Linked DNA regions of Homo sapiens: region 1 is linked to region 2. Evidence: read pairs that join two places in POLR2A ChIA-PET (ENCODE). Cell type or tissue: GM12878. All regions are shown on one strand.

Region 1 (8,000 bases), 87 kb after region 2:
GTAAATTAAGATCTATACAGATGATGAAGTCATTAAGAATGATCCATTCATCCATTCGTTCATTCAACATTTTTTTTTTGAATGGTAACTGTATGTCAGGCACTATTCTAGTTTCTTCAGAGGTAAACAAAGCCGGCAAAATGTTCTGCTCTCCTTGACCTTACAGTCTAGTGGAGAGAGACAGTAAACAAAATAAGTAAGGAAAATATATGTTAGATGTCAAGAAGCACTATGGATACAAATAAAGCAGGCAAGAGGATTAGGGAGGCCAAAGAAGGATGCCATTTAAAATAGGGAGATGAGGGAAGATGACATTTGAGTAAAAATGTGAAGGAGAAAAGGGAGAGCCACATGGATATTAGGGTAAGCTGCCTTCTAGGCTTATGGAAGAGCAGATGCAAGGGTGCTGAGGCAGGAGCAAGCCGGATGTGCCCAAGGAACAGAAAGGAGACTGGTTGAATAAGAGAAGTAAGTGAGCAGCAGAGAAGTAAACTAGAGGATCAACAAGATCAGAGATGCCAAGTTACACAGGGCTTGTCATAGACTTTAGTTTTTATTCTAAGTGACATGGGAGATCTTTGGACAATTTTGAGCAGACAAGAGCCATGATCTTATTTATGTTTTACAGGATCCCTCTGGCTCCTTTGTTAAGATTGGGTATAAGGGGTTGGGCACGGTGCCTCATGCCTGCAATACCAGCACTTTAGGAGGCCAAGGTTGGAGAATCACTTGAGGCTAGGAGTTTGAGACCAGCCTGGTCATCATGGAGAGACCCCGTCTCTACAAAATATTTTAAAAAATTGTTTTAAAGTATGGCTAGAAGGAAGATAAAGGCAGTAGAAAGGTTACCAGTTAGGAGGCTATTAGAATAACCCAGGTGAGAAATGATGATTCAGAATGGTAGCCATGAAGGTGAAACAGTTTGAGTAAGATCTGGATACATTTTGAAGGTAGAGTAGATGGAATTTGCTGACACATTGGTTTAGAGGTCTGAGAAAAAAATAAGGAGGAAAAAAATGACTCCAAGGTTTCTGGCCTAAGCAACCAGAAAGATGGAACAGCTATTTACCGAAATGGGAATTCTGCAGGAAGAACAAGTTCCATTAGGTTAAACTCTAGTGCCATTTTTGCAGGTTCAAAACATTTGAATATCCGTCTTTTCATATAGTTTAACCTAACGTAAATGTATGTTGACATAGAAAGATATCCTGGAAATATTTTTGAGTGGAAAAAGGAGCATACAGAATTGCCAAAAATCATATGATTCTATTTACAAAAAATTGAGAGTGCGTGGGGGACCCTAAGACTTGCAATGTGAAGATTTGTCTTGATGTGCTCAAGAACTTTAAAAATCCAGAGCCTTTTGGTGCTCTGGGATTGCAGAAGTAGTCTACTGCCTTCTACTAAGACTGACATTGACCTCTTGCTTGAAGACATTACAGGATCCTCTAACTTAAAGAGAGCACGAGAGCCTCTCAGGATCTACCCTATCTGTCCTGGACATCACACCAATACACAGGATCAAGTCACATGAGCCAGCATGGGAAGTGCTGAGCTTATTAAGCCAGGACAGGGTCTCTATGCTTCAAAAAAGCCACAAGACCTAGCCGACTAGTGCTAGCTAGAGCTGGGGTTTGGGGGACATGCATGGGGCTGGATCCCAAGGTGATGCGTCAAGGAAGACAAGATCAACTCAGATAAGCGGGGGAGGGCTCATTGATATGGGAGCATCATCTTGTAATTCAGAATTCAACACTCCTGCAAGGATCCCAGAAGATGATGCTGATATGCTGCTAGGAGGCTCTCAACCTCTTGGAAAATATATTTGCAATAAATTGTAGGAGAAATGCTAGAGCTGCTGCAGCAAACAGTGAAGGGGAGAAGAGGCTTGTAGAGGTGGGCACGCCAGAATGGATCTTCCACATGCAGCCAAAAAGCCTGTTCACCTGAGCAGCAAGGACAGAGCTGGTTAGAAGGGAGCAAGCCTCACTGAGAAGCTCAGTGGCATGCCCAACAGCAATGCATCATAAGACAGAAGTGGTACATTTGGATCAGAGCACTCAATGAAGCTGCATGAAGAGGTGGCCCAACCCCACATGACATCTAACAGTACCACACATGCACTCTCCCTGAGCTCACCAATTCAGCTGCATGGGGGAGGGAGATCGCTTTTGAGAAGCTAAAGGAATTTTTAAAAAGGCTAAGCAGGGCTCACCAATGGATGGTTGTCTTGGTGTGTGAGTACAAGCTAAAGACAGGTGGCTTCTGTGTCACAGCCCCTCTCACAAATGGCACTGAAAGCAGCAGTGGGGAGGGATCTCCCAGTGAGCAGAGTTTTAGGCAGCACACTTAGTCATCCACGATGTGGTAAGAGAGTAGCTTGAGTCAAGATGATAGGTGGTTTCATGGACAGTGATAAACCATGTGACTGGTGGGTTGGATCTGTCAAAAGAAAGTTTGGAAGGTCAGAGGCAAGGGGGTCTGGAGAAGAGGCTGCAGATGGACATAGGGGAGCAGAAACCACGTGGGAGGGACTTTGTTTCCCATGTTAATGTCCATCACAGAACATTCATCATAGAAGACTCACTAAACAACCAAGGAGATGGGATGATTTGACCCGTTGACAACAGCCAGCTTCTGTCACCAGCTATGCCAAGTGTTGGCACAATGGGCTCATGGACAGAGGCCATGGGGGCAGGAATGCAGGCTATATTTGGGCCCAATAGTGCTGCTATTGCTGCAACCAACTTTACAGGAACAAAGCCAACATTGAGACCCCAGTTTGGCACCGTCCCTCAAGGAGATCAGCTACTTGGTGATAACTTGACTTCAGTGGACCATTTCTACCCAGGAATGAGCAGTCGTTCATATTGACTGAGAGCAAATATGTATTTCAAGTACAAGTTTGCTCTCCTGCCTGCCAAGCCTCAGCCATCACCATGATCACAGGCCTTACTGAGTGTTGGACCATTGATATGGGATCTTGCTTAACATCGTCTTGGACAAGGGTCTTACTACGCAACAAAGGAAGTATAGCAGTGGGCACTTAACCACGGGATCCACTGGTTCTATCACATACAGTCCCGCCTAGAACATTTGTGCCTGATAAAAATTGAACAGCTTTTTGAAGGTGCAGCTGAGGCACTAGCTTAGAAGTGACACTCTGCAAATATGGAGCACTCTTCTCCAGAATGCTGTACACATCCTAAATCAATAAACATTACTGAGCTGTGTCCCCTGATATAGTCTATAACCCAGGTCCAGGAGGAACCAAGGGGTGGAAGTAGGAGCAGCCCTGTTTATCACAACTCCAGCATGGGGACTTGAAATTGCCCATCCCTGCAACAGTTGGCTCTATGGTCTAGAGATCCTGATCCCCAGAGGGCAACGCTTCCACCAGGGAACAAAGTAAGGGTCTCAGTAAACCTTAAACTGTAGCTGCCACCCAGTTACTTCAAGAGCCTTGTGCCAAGAGACCAGCAGACAAGGAAAAGGTCATCATCCTTGATGCTGTAAATCATCTGGGTAAAGTGACCCAGATCATCACAGGTGTGACTGAAGTGATACAATAGGGCAGGAAGGAATATATTGGGCACCCAAGTGATATAATGAAGCATCTGTTTATACTTCCAGGCCTAATTTTAATGGTAAATGGGCAAATGCAGCAGCCACAGCCTAAGCAGGGCATTGTGGCCAGGGGCTCAGACCTCTCAGGAATGAAGTCTGCTCACACCAGACAAGACACCTCGACCAAGACAGGTGCTAGCCAAGGGTGAAGGGAATCAAGAATGGGTCATAGGAAAGACAATGTGTATAAGTTGAAGCCTCAGGACCAGGTGCAGTAGCAGGGGCTATAGTTTATCCTAATAACCTATCTTTGGCAGAGTTATCCAGGAACCCTGGAGGAGCTTATCCCAGTTGGGATAAACTTACTATATGAAGCAAGTGGCCCCAAGTGGTGGGAGGTGTGGACTCCAGTGGCTACTGTGGTGCACTGCTCAGATCCCCCTGAATGAGGCATTTGCTTCTAGCTGTCAGGAGCATTGGCTACAAACAGCTCACAATTGAACCTCCACGGGAAAAGTTCTGAGTAGAAAGAAGCTGCTTTGCCCAAGGTTATGCCCCCCGCTGAAGACACAGGAGCAGCCCACATCCAATGACTGGTAGATAATGCAGAGTATAAGGACCACTCCCCTTGCCTTAATTTGAGCTAACTCCGAAGGGCCAGCCCAGCTCCAGAAACCATGAGATCAGCTGAGACCTCTGTTGTAGCTGTATTGCAGCTTCACTTCTGCCTTTCCCAACCCTGCTTTATTTATTTCCTCACAGATGCTCTTTCCAAGAGTGCTTCCTCATGATCCTCCCACATGCACATCTCCATCTGCTGTGGTTTAAATGTGTCCCCCAAAGTGCATGTGTTGGAAACTTAATCCCCAATGCAACCAAGCTGAGAGGTGGGACTTTTAAGAGGTGATTAGGTCATGAGAGCTCTGCCCTCATGAATGGATTAATGCTGCTATCATGCGAGTAGTTTCATTATTGTGAGAGTGGGTTTATTAGAAAAGCAAATTTGGCCCTCTCTTGCTTCCTTTCTCCCATGTGTCCCCATTCTCTTGCCCTTCTGCTCCTGCCATGGGATGACACAGCAAGAAGGCCCTCACCAGATGCCGGCCCCTCAATCCTGGATGTTTAGCCTTCAGAACTATAAGAAATAAATTTCTGTTCTTTATAAAATACCCAGCCTCTGGGTGTCCTTTTACAGCAGCCCAAAACAGACTAAGACACCATCTCTGTGCATTTTCACAGAAAACTGTGCCTAAGATGCTTCAGTATTTCAATTTTGGAAGAAGATGGGGAAAGAGAAACAACAACTTCTGCTGTTTCCTCACCCTGTCCCTTCACTCTTTTCTCCTACAAAAATTGCATCATCTTCTCCTCATCTATATTTTGCTATTCCAAAATAAAAGCAAAAGCAAAAGCCACTCCAGCCTCCCCAGCGTCTTGTCTCAGTTCTAGTGTATACGTTATCTAGGTAGCAATGAGCAGGAGCTGACATCCCTCAAAGTATGTCTCACCTGTCCCATCCCAGGCTCACACTCTTCTATGCACAGAGAGCTTCTTAAGAAAATGTGAATAAGAAAGACTTGTTCTTGCTATTTCAACTTTAAACCATGTAGCAAATATTTTTTATCCCACTACCAGGTTAAAATCACACCAATCTGGACAATGTGCAGTTTATTACAACTCTGTTCCCACTGGGATAGCAGAAAGAGCTAATGTTATTGTTTTAAGTATACTGAAGCCAGATTTTTTGGGGTTATTTTTTGTTAGTACAAGCCAGTAAGACCAACTAGCTCATTTTTTTTTATCCTCCAGAACAATTGGGAGGTGTTTGGGTTTTTTGTTTTTGCTTTTTAAAATCTCAACTGACTCATTTGGTGGGAACAAATTCACATGTCAGCATGTGGTCTGACCAATATGACCTATCTACAGGGAAAAAAACAACATTTTCAAATTAAGGTACATTCAGCAATTATACATTCTTGTTTTAAAAAATATATACTGACCAGCACCTAGCCATATAACAAAGAGCATGTGCCTGAGATTGCCACAGTGGGAAGATTGATCAACATCAGTCCCATTGTTTGAGTCAGGATAACTTGCTCACATTTCAGTCAGCTTGAGTAAAAGAGAACTTATTGCAAGATGAGAGGAGTGTTTCATGAAACTTGAAGAATATACACAGGAAGTCGAATCTTTGGTAACTAAACCCTTGCTCTGTCTATTTTTCTCTCCCTTCCCTATCCTACCCCAATGTCTCTCTGCTTCCCTCTGTCCCTTTGCTCCCTCCTCTGGCTTCCTTTGCAGATTGCCTCTGGCTCTCTCTGCTTCATCACCAGTCCTCATGGCCCAAAAAGGCTGCTGCAGCTTAGTCTTCTAGAAGAAGTCACCTTCATGGAATACAGTCTCGTAGCCTCTTAAGTCAAACTTTTGTGATTTCTATCTGAGTGCTTTGGGTAGAGTCAGATATCCCTGATCTACCTGTTATAAAAATAAAATGCCCAGCCCCATTGTTCAGGAAAGCTTATGCAGACACCTGTCTAAGGATGGAGGTTGACCTTTTCAGGCACCCCAAAAGTATTTGTCACATTTCTTGGATATACATTTGAATCCCTTAGCAAATTCCACCATATTCCTTCTGGCAGACAGTGAGGTGAGAGACAAATTATCCATGTCAGTGAACCTATATATCATGTTTGGTTTTATATGGCAGCACCCAGTAGAGATGGGACTGATAATACTGAGGTTCAAGGGATAATGCTTATCTTTGAAAGAAAAGTAGATGGAGGGGGGTAATTATTATAATAATTTTCAATGTATTAGTAGAAGCATCATTTATTTTTAACAAGAAACTTACTAGCTAAAACATGCACAGAATCCTTTGACTTAGGAATTCCACTTCTCAGAATGCATACTAAGGAAACAATCATAACAGTATTGATATGGTTTGGCTATGTCCCCACCCAAATCTCTAATTGTAGCTCTCATAATTCCCATGTGTCATGGGTGGGACCCCATGGGACGTAATTGAATCATGAGAGTGGGTCTTTCTTGTGCTGTTCTCCTGATAGTAAATAAGTCTCACAAGATCTGATGGGTCTATAAAGGGGAGTTTCCCTGCACATGCTCTCTTGTCTTCTCCCATGTAAGACATCCCTTTGCTCTTCCTTCGTCTTCGGCCGTGATCGTGAGGCCTCCCCAGCCTTGTGGAAATGTGAGTCCATTAAACCTCTTTCTTTTATAAATTACCCAGTCTCGGGTATGTCTTTATCAGCAGTGTGAAAACAGACTAATACAAGTACATAAAACATTATAAAGAGATATTCATTATAGACATGTATTAATATAAATGAAAAGAAGTTGCATATCTATTAATAGGAATTCCAATGATGAATTTATGTTCTATGCATGGGGTTGGCTATTGTGCACCCTTTAAAAATTATCTTTTTGAAGAGTATTTACTCACATAGGAAAATGTGTATAATATGCTAAGGGAAAAAAACAAAATCATATGCATCCTCCTAATTGTATTTTAAATTATTTACCTATAATGCATTTAAAGAAGATAAGAAGGCAATATATCAAAATGTTAACTGCGATTATTTCTGAATGGTGAGGGATGGGTAACTTTTATTTTCTTTTTTATTATTGGCTTATTTTCCAAATTATCTAAGATGGATGCATATTGTTTTTATAATTAGTTTCTTCAGCCTTTCACCTCACAACAGTGAATGCAATAAAATGAACATTCAAGAAGAAAAGAGAGAAGAAAAGATTACTGAACTACCATGATGACCAGAGTTGACTTTTATTTTTCAGCTCATCTTTTGTTGTTGTGGGAAGGGCCCACAGAAGCCAACAGTTTTGGTGGAACTCCGATCGGACAGTAGATGCTTCTTATTCCTTGTTATGAACTACAAATGCCCCGACCTCGTGTTTATGATCGCCAACAGTCACTTGTGCATTTCTGTCTCCACTAATGCATGGTGTGGCTAATTGGGTTTGTGAAAAAGGTCACTTCCATCTTTTTTTTTTTTAATGAATGGTTTAGTTTATTATTACAGTGGAGTGTTGACAAGCATGGCAGAGACTAAAAATATAGTTCCTTTTCAAAATAAAATATTCAGCATTTTGACTGGCTGCAGATTTATTTGGCAGTAATTTCTTGGTTAAAATTCCCTGAGGTTTCTTTATATGGCTATTTTGGTTCTTTATTTTAAGTATATCAGCATTTTTCCACAGCTTCAAGCTATTCTCATCTCAGCATGTAGGAAGTTAATAGGCAGCACAGAAGCTTGTTACTCCAATTCCAGTAAAAACATAATTGGCTCAAGCAGCTAAGATACCAGCACCATCCTTTCTGCTACCTTGAAGGACCAGCAAGAATGGCCACAAACTCAAACTCATCACAACAATCAGGCCCATTCCAGGCAGTGCCC
Region 2 (8,000 bases):
TGGCAGGGCATTGGGAGGAGCCCCTGAGTTGGCAAACCAGAATCTGTGTGCAATCCACTGACATATGCATTTCATGCAGATGGGTGTGCCTGGTGCCGGGCAGAGATGTGTTTCCAAGGTCCCAGTAGAACTTTTTCCCTGCAGCCTTTTCCCTGAGCCACCAGCTTTCTGTGGATACTCCCAAAAGCCCGGGCTAAGTTCTTCCACCAGGAAGTGTTCAAGACTGACCAAAGAGCCACAGTTCACATTGTATCCACAGCAAAGTCCTTGGCACATAGGTCAAATGGATGTGATTGAATGACTGTTTTCCTTCTAAATAAAACACTTTCATTTTGCTAATGGAGAAACATCACTAAAAAGTACCAAAAGTGATGGCAAATTAAGTAACTGACCAGCATTCATACAGCAAAGTCAGGTCACACAAATAAATGTCTTTTTACCCAACAGTGTTTGAATCTTCAGTTAATGGCTGGGGTAAATATCACACCCAGCACAAATTCATTAGCTGCAAGACGGTGGCTTCTACATAGCTATTTGTGTTTGTGGTGAACCTTCCTTATCATGGCATGTCTTAAGCTTGGCTAAGTATTTGCAAGCGTTCTGTCACCATAACATAATGTTCTTCAACAGAGTGGCTAAGAAAAGCAAATACCACTACCTCTCCAGAACAACCTGTGATCCAAACCTTCTCTGTCAGCCTACTATCCAGAAATTCAATTTCCAGAAATGGAAAGTTTGCTCAGGAAGGACCCTCAACTAAGGAAGGAATTTAGCTAAAAAGTGAAGTATGCATAGTCAACACTGAAAGTTGCCCTTTGGGTTAATCCAGTCTTGCAGATGGATTTAAAATACAGGTTTCAAATCAACAAACATTTATGGAGGGTGGTTAGGTGCCAGGCATGGAGCTGGACACTGGGGAACTAAAAATGAAAAAGACACAGTCCCTTTCAGTGTGAAAACATTTTTGCTGGCTTGCAAGTTTTTCACCAGATCCTCCCAGACTTACCAAAGCATTCCCCTCATCTTAGAACACTCAAGCCCTTCTTTTCAATGGATTCCCTGAATGCCAGAATACACACAGGGCAAGGAGAAGTGGGTGGTTATAGATTTCCACTCAATTTGGAAATTAACAGCCTGTGGTGTAGCAAAAAGGTGCAAGGCTGAGAATCAGAAAGCCCACTTTCCAGTGCTTGGACTGAAATGTCCTGGCTGTACAGCCTTGAGCTGGTCTTGTGACCTCTGGGGCCCTTGGTATCTGTAAGTAAAATGGGTACTGGGAAGATTGAGCAAGGTAGTGAGGGGCGATGTGAAAGCGCATTAATCCACAGAGCCCTATGAAAATGAGAGGGATGTGCTTCTCTGCAGGACTTGTATGAGAAGTTGCACTGTTCGGGCTACTATTTGTAAAGTTTTAATAATACAGAAAGCAGCCCCCTCCTGGCCTCATGCCAGGTTTTATTCTCTACCAACATTGGGTGGCCAACTACAGATTTTTATGTCACTGGGGGCCAGCTGTTAGAAGAATCTCCACTCAGGACCGTAACTACTCTGTAGTGTCCCTGCCACTCCCTCCCCAGGGACAGCGCAGAGCCTGGAAGTCTATCCCCCTGTGGCCCTGACTCTATGGCTGATTGGACATGTCTATAAAGAAAAAACAATCTCTATTGTGTTCTTTAAATAGAAAGCTCAAAGTTTGTTTTTTTACTTTGTTTTCCCTCTTCTGAACACTTCATAGCTCAAAACCAGTGCCTATTTTGAGGAAATTTTCAATAGTTATCATAAAATTAACTAAGGGAATTATTTGACCAATCCCTAAAGGTAATAAGAAAAAACTTTTTAAAAAAATATCAAAAACATCCTGAAGCCACAGCTTCTTTTTGCCAAAAAGTATTGATGAATTAAAGTAGAGAGGCAGAAAAATGTGCCTTGCCAGCACTATTGGTCCCAAAAGGCAACCAAACCACAAAGTTAAACACTGAAATGTACAGACCCCAGCCAGATGGGAGGGTAGACTGCTTCTCGCTAAGGACCCAGCATTTGTGGGTCTCCTAGGAATTTCTGTGAAACTCCTTCAGATACTGCCTTTGTGCCCAGCTGTCTGTCTCCATCTCACAGACACAGCCAAGCCTTCCTTGAATCTGACAGCACCCTCGTCCTTCTGATGGTTTCTTTTGTTCCCTCAAGAAGCCTGTACAGAGGAGAACTGTGTTTCCCCAGGTGCTGAGCTGTGGAAATACAAAGATAAATGGGGTATCGCTTTTGTCCTGATCACTCAGTATAAAAAGCCTCTTTGGAAGAACAGCTAAATGAAACCTGGTGGAGATGTTAAGAATAAAATCTAGAGAAAATTTTTTAGGAGGTGGATAGTGCCTCAGAGGCCTCCTAAAAGTTTTCCATCTCTTGATTGAAACACACACAGAATCTATACTCTCAGACGTGCACACACAGCACATACGGCAAATCTTCATGATCTTGTAGTAAGTATGAAAGACCCAACTCCATGCAGAGTATTTAAGATAAGCCCAATAAGCCTGGTCTCCCTGGTGAGGATTTCTGACCAAACAGAAGAAATGTTGACTCCAGCAAATGAATCAGAGTGAGATGCCCTCTCTGCCCCCATGGTGACAAGCCTTGTGAGCAGGCATCTCCCTTAGACTGTGAGCTCCATCCACTCGTCAGCAATGTGGAGAGTTAAGAACCTGGGCTCATTAGTCAGACTTCCCCACACCCAACTTCGGGCTTCACCACTTACCAGCTGTGTGAGCCTGCACAAACTTCTAAATTCCAATGCCACAGCTTTAAATGGTGATAATAAGAGACCTCTACAGCACTGGGAGCTTTATAAGGATTAAATGTGTGTTTAGATATCTTACAATTCTTGGCACAGAGAAAGCTCTCAAAGTGCCAACTGATGATGATGATGATGGTGATGATGATGATGCCCCATTCACTGCAACAATTCCTGTGCGTGGTGCAGAATAGCTATTCAACAAATCTTTGCAGAAAGAGGGAAGGAAGATGATATTGGGCACACCAGTGAGGCCTAATTGAAGCCTTGATTTTGACGAGAAGCACTTACTCTCTAGGTTTATGAAAGCCTGAATTTTAGAATCTTTAAAGCAGAAGCATAAAACTCGACTTTCTATAACAGCCAGTCAGGTAACATAAAAGAATGAACCGGCATTTAGAGTCTGAGGCAAACTGGAAAGCCCTGGCCTCTTTCACGGGGGCAGTCACACTTGGCTCCAGAAGAATGTAGCCGCCCTTTGAGAAAAGCCAGAAATCCAGCTTTCCATGTGAAATAGACCAAGCCTTACAACAACTGAATCCATTTCTAAAAAAAAAAAAATACCCCACGGGCCAAACAACACATTGCCTGCCAGTCCGATCTTGGGCTGCCTTTTTGCCACCCTGTCTTAAAGGGAGGAGCTCTGTATTCGTCTCTTTCTTTTAAAATGTTTATCAGTGGGCACAAGAGACATGAGCCCCTTGAAGTTACTCTCAGTTCCTGCTAGGATCAGAGAACGCTCATGGAGTGAGGTCTTCACTTCTTCATGGTTAATCCGACAGTATGTGCTCACCTAACGAGGGCTTCTTCCCTTCCCAAGGAATGCTACTAATAAGTATAGATTTTTAAAGCATAATTGTTTTGTGGCTGAAATAACAACAATTATTTGAAAAAAAATCCTAACAACTTCCTCTAGAGCTGCTATTATGGCAGTCTGGAGAGAGGCTGATTCCATAGTCCATGTAGCTTTGTTTTGTTTGGATGGAAAGTCTGGCATTTTACAAAAATGTGGAAAACTTAGCAATGGAATGACTTTTCCATAGCACCGATTATCGTACAGCAAGACACACATCCATATGTCTTTGAAATGAGATTTTTAAGAATTCTCTGCTTATTATACAAGACAAACCACCTCTGGTCTTTCCATATGAAGGTGATAGTTTTCTACAGGCTCATGAAAGCTGCCCTGGTTATGGTGCAGTACTTAAAGTTAGGGAAAAATCTCAACATAGATGGGGACCCAGATTCAAATTCGTTTTTTCACTTACCAGCCAGCTATGTGACCTTGGGTAAGTTTCTATTTCTCCATCTGCAAAAGAGGGGTCATGATATTCACCTCACAGGGTTATTGAGAATATCAAATAAAATAATGTATATGATGATCCAAACTCATAATGGGTGTTCCCCATCAATATTGGTTGAATCTGAGTCTCTGTTTCTCCTGGCACAAAATAGCACTCCTGTTTCTGACCGCGACATAACCCTCTGGCAATGTCATTAACCTTATTAAATTTGGCAGCTCTGTGGAAAACGAAGGTCAAAAAAGCTGTCATTGTTTATATAAACTGTTCATTTTGTTGTTCACAGTGCTATGAGGACTAAAGGATAGAGGGTTGGATGCTGCCACCCAGGGAGTAACCAGGGAGAAGGGAAGAGGCTGGAACAGAGCCTGAGGAGGACTGGTCTTTATAAGACAGGCTGGGAAAGAGGAGGGCGTAGAGAAGATGGAAAGGGAGTGATCAGAGAGAGGTGAGGGTGCCAGGAAAACACTGTTGCAGATGCAGGGGTTTCAAAATGGAGTGTGTGGCCCACAGTGTGATGGGGTCATGCTGTGAGGCGCCCTCTGAGCTACCAACAAGGAAGCGAGAGTAACTGAATGGAGTACAGAAGGAACAGAAAGCAGGTTTTGGTGAGTTCAGTCACGTACGTAAGCTGAAAATGTTACAACAAATGTAGACAGCTCTTCAGGAAGTTGGGCTGTGATGGGGAGGAGAGAGAAAAGATGAAAGAGGGAGGGTGCATGAGACAAGGGTTTTTTCAAGAAGGGAAGTGAGTTTTGATGGCAAGGAGCCAGTTGAGAGGGAGAGGTTGACAATGAAGAAGAGGGGGTGGATGAGGGAGAGAAGGAAACTCCAAGGAGGCAGGGTGGGTAGACAAATGAAGCAAGAATTGGATATTAATGCAAAACTAGAGCTTGGGGAAACATTAGATCCCATAAGAATCTGCCAAACCAGCTGATACTGACCCTCATGTTTAGACGGGGGATTTAGGGAGGGATTAAGAAGAGTAAGGAAGACTGAAGTAACTGAAATACACGAGACAATCTGTTGTTATTGGAGGGGTAACAGGAAAAGCTTCTCCTCCACCCTCTGAAGCTTACTTGAAAATGAACTTACAATAGGCAGATTAACAGGAAAAAAAGGAATAAAATTTATTAATATGCATGAAACTGAGCATGGTAGCTCACTCCTGTAGTCCCAAATACTCAGGAGGTTGAGGGGAGGATCGCTTGAGCCCAGGAGTTTGAGGCTGCAGTGAGCCACCACTGCACTCTAGCCTGGGCAACAGAGCAAGACCCTACCTCTTAAAAATAAAATGCTACACAGGAGAAAATCACAGGAGAGTGGTTACCTCATAACCCAGGGAGGTCCAGCTTTTTTCTATACCTTTCTTCATAGGGAAAGGGGAAATGGAGGTTAAATGTGGCAATTTTGAAGAGTAGTAAATGATATTTAAGGGGAATGAATGGGCCCAATGCTCAGACAATGGAAGGTAAATAATTCTCTTTGGGAACTGAATGGGACCCAAGAACAGGCAATAGTTTGGGACAACGTTCATCTGAGCTCTGAGTGTGGTGTTTAATCTTCAGTCCCTTCCTCTGTGACATGAGTTTTGATCTTCTCTGATTAATGAAATTTTAGGGGAGGTGACTGAAGGCAATTTTGTTCCTCTTTGGCAGGTCCAATTTCTAGGTAGATAAGGGAACTTCAGAGAACAGCTTCATCCAGGATGTACTGGTCTCCAATGGCCTTCAATTTGAAATATCGCCATACCAAGTTGCCATATTTGGCGGTCACCCTCCCTGGATCCTTAACTATTCAAGAAAGGATCTTTTAAAGCTCTTGCCTTGTAGCCAAACATGAAAAAGTCCCCCTTCCCTCTTGTCTTAAAAGTCTGTCCTCTCTGTGGAGTGTTCTAGCAAACATAGGGCTGGGCCTCCTCATGTTCTGACTAGCACTATCAAATAGCCAAAGCACTTTTGTCAGGCTGGTAAGGTGACATGCAATTAAAATTTGGTTGGAAAGGCTACCTGGGATCTTATCAAATATCAATCTTATTAAAGACCTCTCATTACTGTATAAAAGTTGGATAAGATATGTCAATGTAGGGGGCTCTGAGTGAAATCATAAGAGCCAGTACTTTCCAGTCATAGAGTCGATGGAGTGCACTGGGATTTTAGATGCTGGTTATCACCAGAAGTCTGTCGTTTTCCGAACATGGTAAATACTAGGTCAATTTCTGCCTGGGATAGAATGTTTCCTACTGGAAACACAAAATTACAAGTTTAATCTAAATAAACCACCAGGACGCAGTTTTACCTCTCAGGTGGAACTCTGCAAATAGTGGTTGTTGGGGTGGTTTTCATCACTGACTCTGAGTATTGGACCCAGAGATGATCGTGCCCAATTTTTTTTTAATCGGCCCTTTTCTCCTCCCAAACTATAAAGCCATTAGCCATTCCCTCCAAAACACCTGCCAGTTTCCTGTGAGATCGGTTGTTAAGTTTGGGTGCCTCAGTCAGCAGGAGGAGTAGTAGGCTCTAGGCCTGGACATTGACCATTATGCTCTACCACACTGTGAAGAAAGGTGTGAGAAGCAGTAATAGCCCTCTCACCTGTCCACACCAAGAAACAACACAGCAAAAGCACAGCAGCTGATTGTCATGAGGAGCCTCCTACCTCTGCCACTTTCTGGCTGCATGACCTTGAATGAGTTATAGCCTTGGCCTCAGTTTCCTCATGTATAAAATGGCTCTTCCATCAAGGGGTTATTGTGAGGATTAAGTATGATTGTGTGTACAAGTGCTTAGCTCAGTGCTTGCTACACATTAGTTCCCATTAACTGTAGCTGTTACTATAAAAATATACCACAAAGCATTAGGCTCAGCCAGGACTGTCACCATCTCGCACCATATCAGTTAACTAATCGTGCAAATATGTCCTGGTTCTTTTCACTTGTACTTGAAGGACACAATATCACATTTTATTGATGTATAATATTTTACATATTTATGGGATATGTATGATATTTTTTTCCATGCATAGAATGTGCAATGATCAAATCAGGGTGTTTAGGGTATCCATCACCTTGAGTATTTATCATTTCTATGTGTTAGGAACATTTGAATTTTTTTTTCTAGCTACTTTGAAACATACAATACATTGTTGCTAACTATAGTCACCCTACTCTGCTATGGAGCATGAGAACTTACATCTTCTATATAACTGTACATTTGTACCCATTAACCAACCTCTCTTCAGCCCGCTCTCCAACCCAGACATCCTTCCCAGCCTCTGGTATGTATCATCCTACTCCCTCCTTGTGGTCAACTTCTTTAGCTCCCATATATGAGTGAAAATACACGATCTTTGTCTTTCTGTGCCTAGATTATTTCATTTAACATGATGACCTCCAGTTCCATCCATGTTGATGCAAATGACATGATTTCTTTCTTTTTTATGGCCAAATAGTATTCCATTGTGTATAATACCACATTTTCTTCATTCATTCATTGATGGACACAGGTTGATTCCATATCTTTACCACTGCGAATATTACTACAGTAAACACGTGAGCATGCAAGTGCAGGTATCCCTTTGATATGTTGATTTCATTTCCTTTGGATAGATACATAGTAGAAGGGTTGCTGGATCATGGTAGTTCTATTTTTAGTTTTTTGAGAACTCTCCATACTGTTTACCATAGTGGCTGTTCTAATTGGCATTCCCACCAACAGTGTATAAGAGTTCCCTTTTCTCCACATCCTCACCAGCATCTGTTATTTATTGGCTTTTAATAATAGCTATTCTAACTGGAGTAAGATGATAGCTCATTGTGGTTTTGATTTGCATTTCCTTGATGATTAGCATGTTGAGTTTTTTCATATACCTCTTGGCCATTTGTATGTCTTATTTTGAGAAATGTCTATTCG

Evidence for each region. ChIA-PET counts read pairs that join two places held together with the same protein. Peaks named below come from ENCODE experiments on the same cell type or tissue, not always from the same donor. Only the 100,000 strongest peaks of a DNase experiment are listed, where the experiment ranks them.
Region 1: POLR2A ChIA-PET joins it to region 2 with 5 read pairs; 2 of 35 experiments call an interaction of 5 or more read pairs at or near these places.

Annotation. Positions count from the first base shown.
Region 1 is chr6:149,148,906-149,156,905 of GRCh38, forward strand. LOC124901426 (a long non-coding RNA gene) reads left to right here. Exons shown (of 2, transcript XR_007059807.1): 2 at 7,381-7,701. Among named protein-coding and RNA genes, the nearest start is that of TAB2-AS1, 100 kb to the right of the region's middle. In GM12878, no CTCF peak of the experiment used is centred here; no DNase peak of the experiment used is centred here.
Region 2 is chr6:149,061,558-149,069,557 of GRCh38, forward strand. All of the region lies in intron 7 of UST (uronyl 2-sulfotransferase), which reads left to right. Among named protein-coding and RNA genes, the nearest start is that of UST-AS2, 33 kb to the left of the region's middle. RefSeq lists enhancers at 4,335-4,414, 4,435-4,844. In GM12878, no CTCF peak of the experiment used is centred here; a DNase peak (open chromatin) is centred at 4,724; H3K27ac peaks cover 3,272 bases.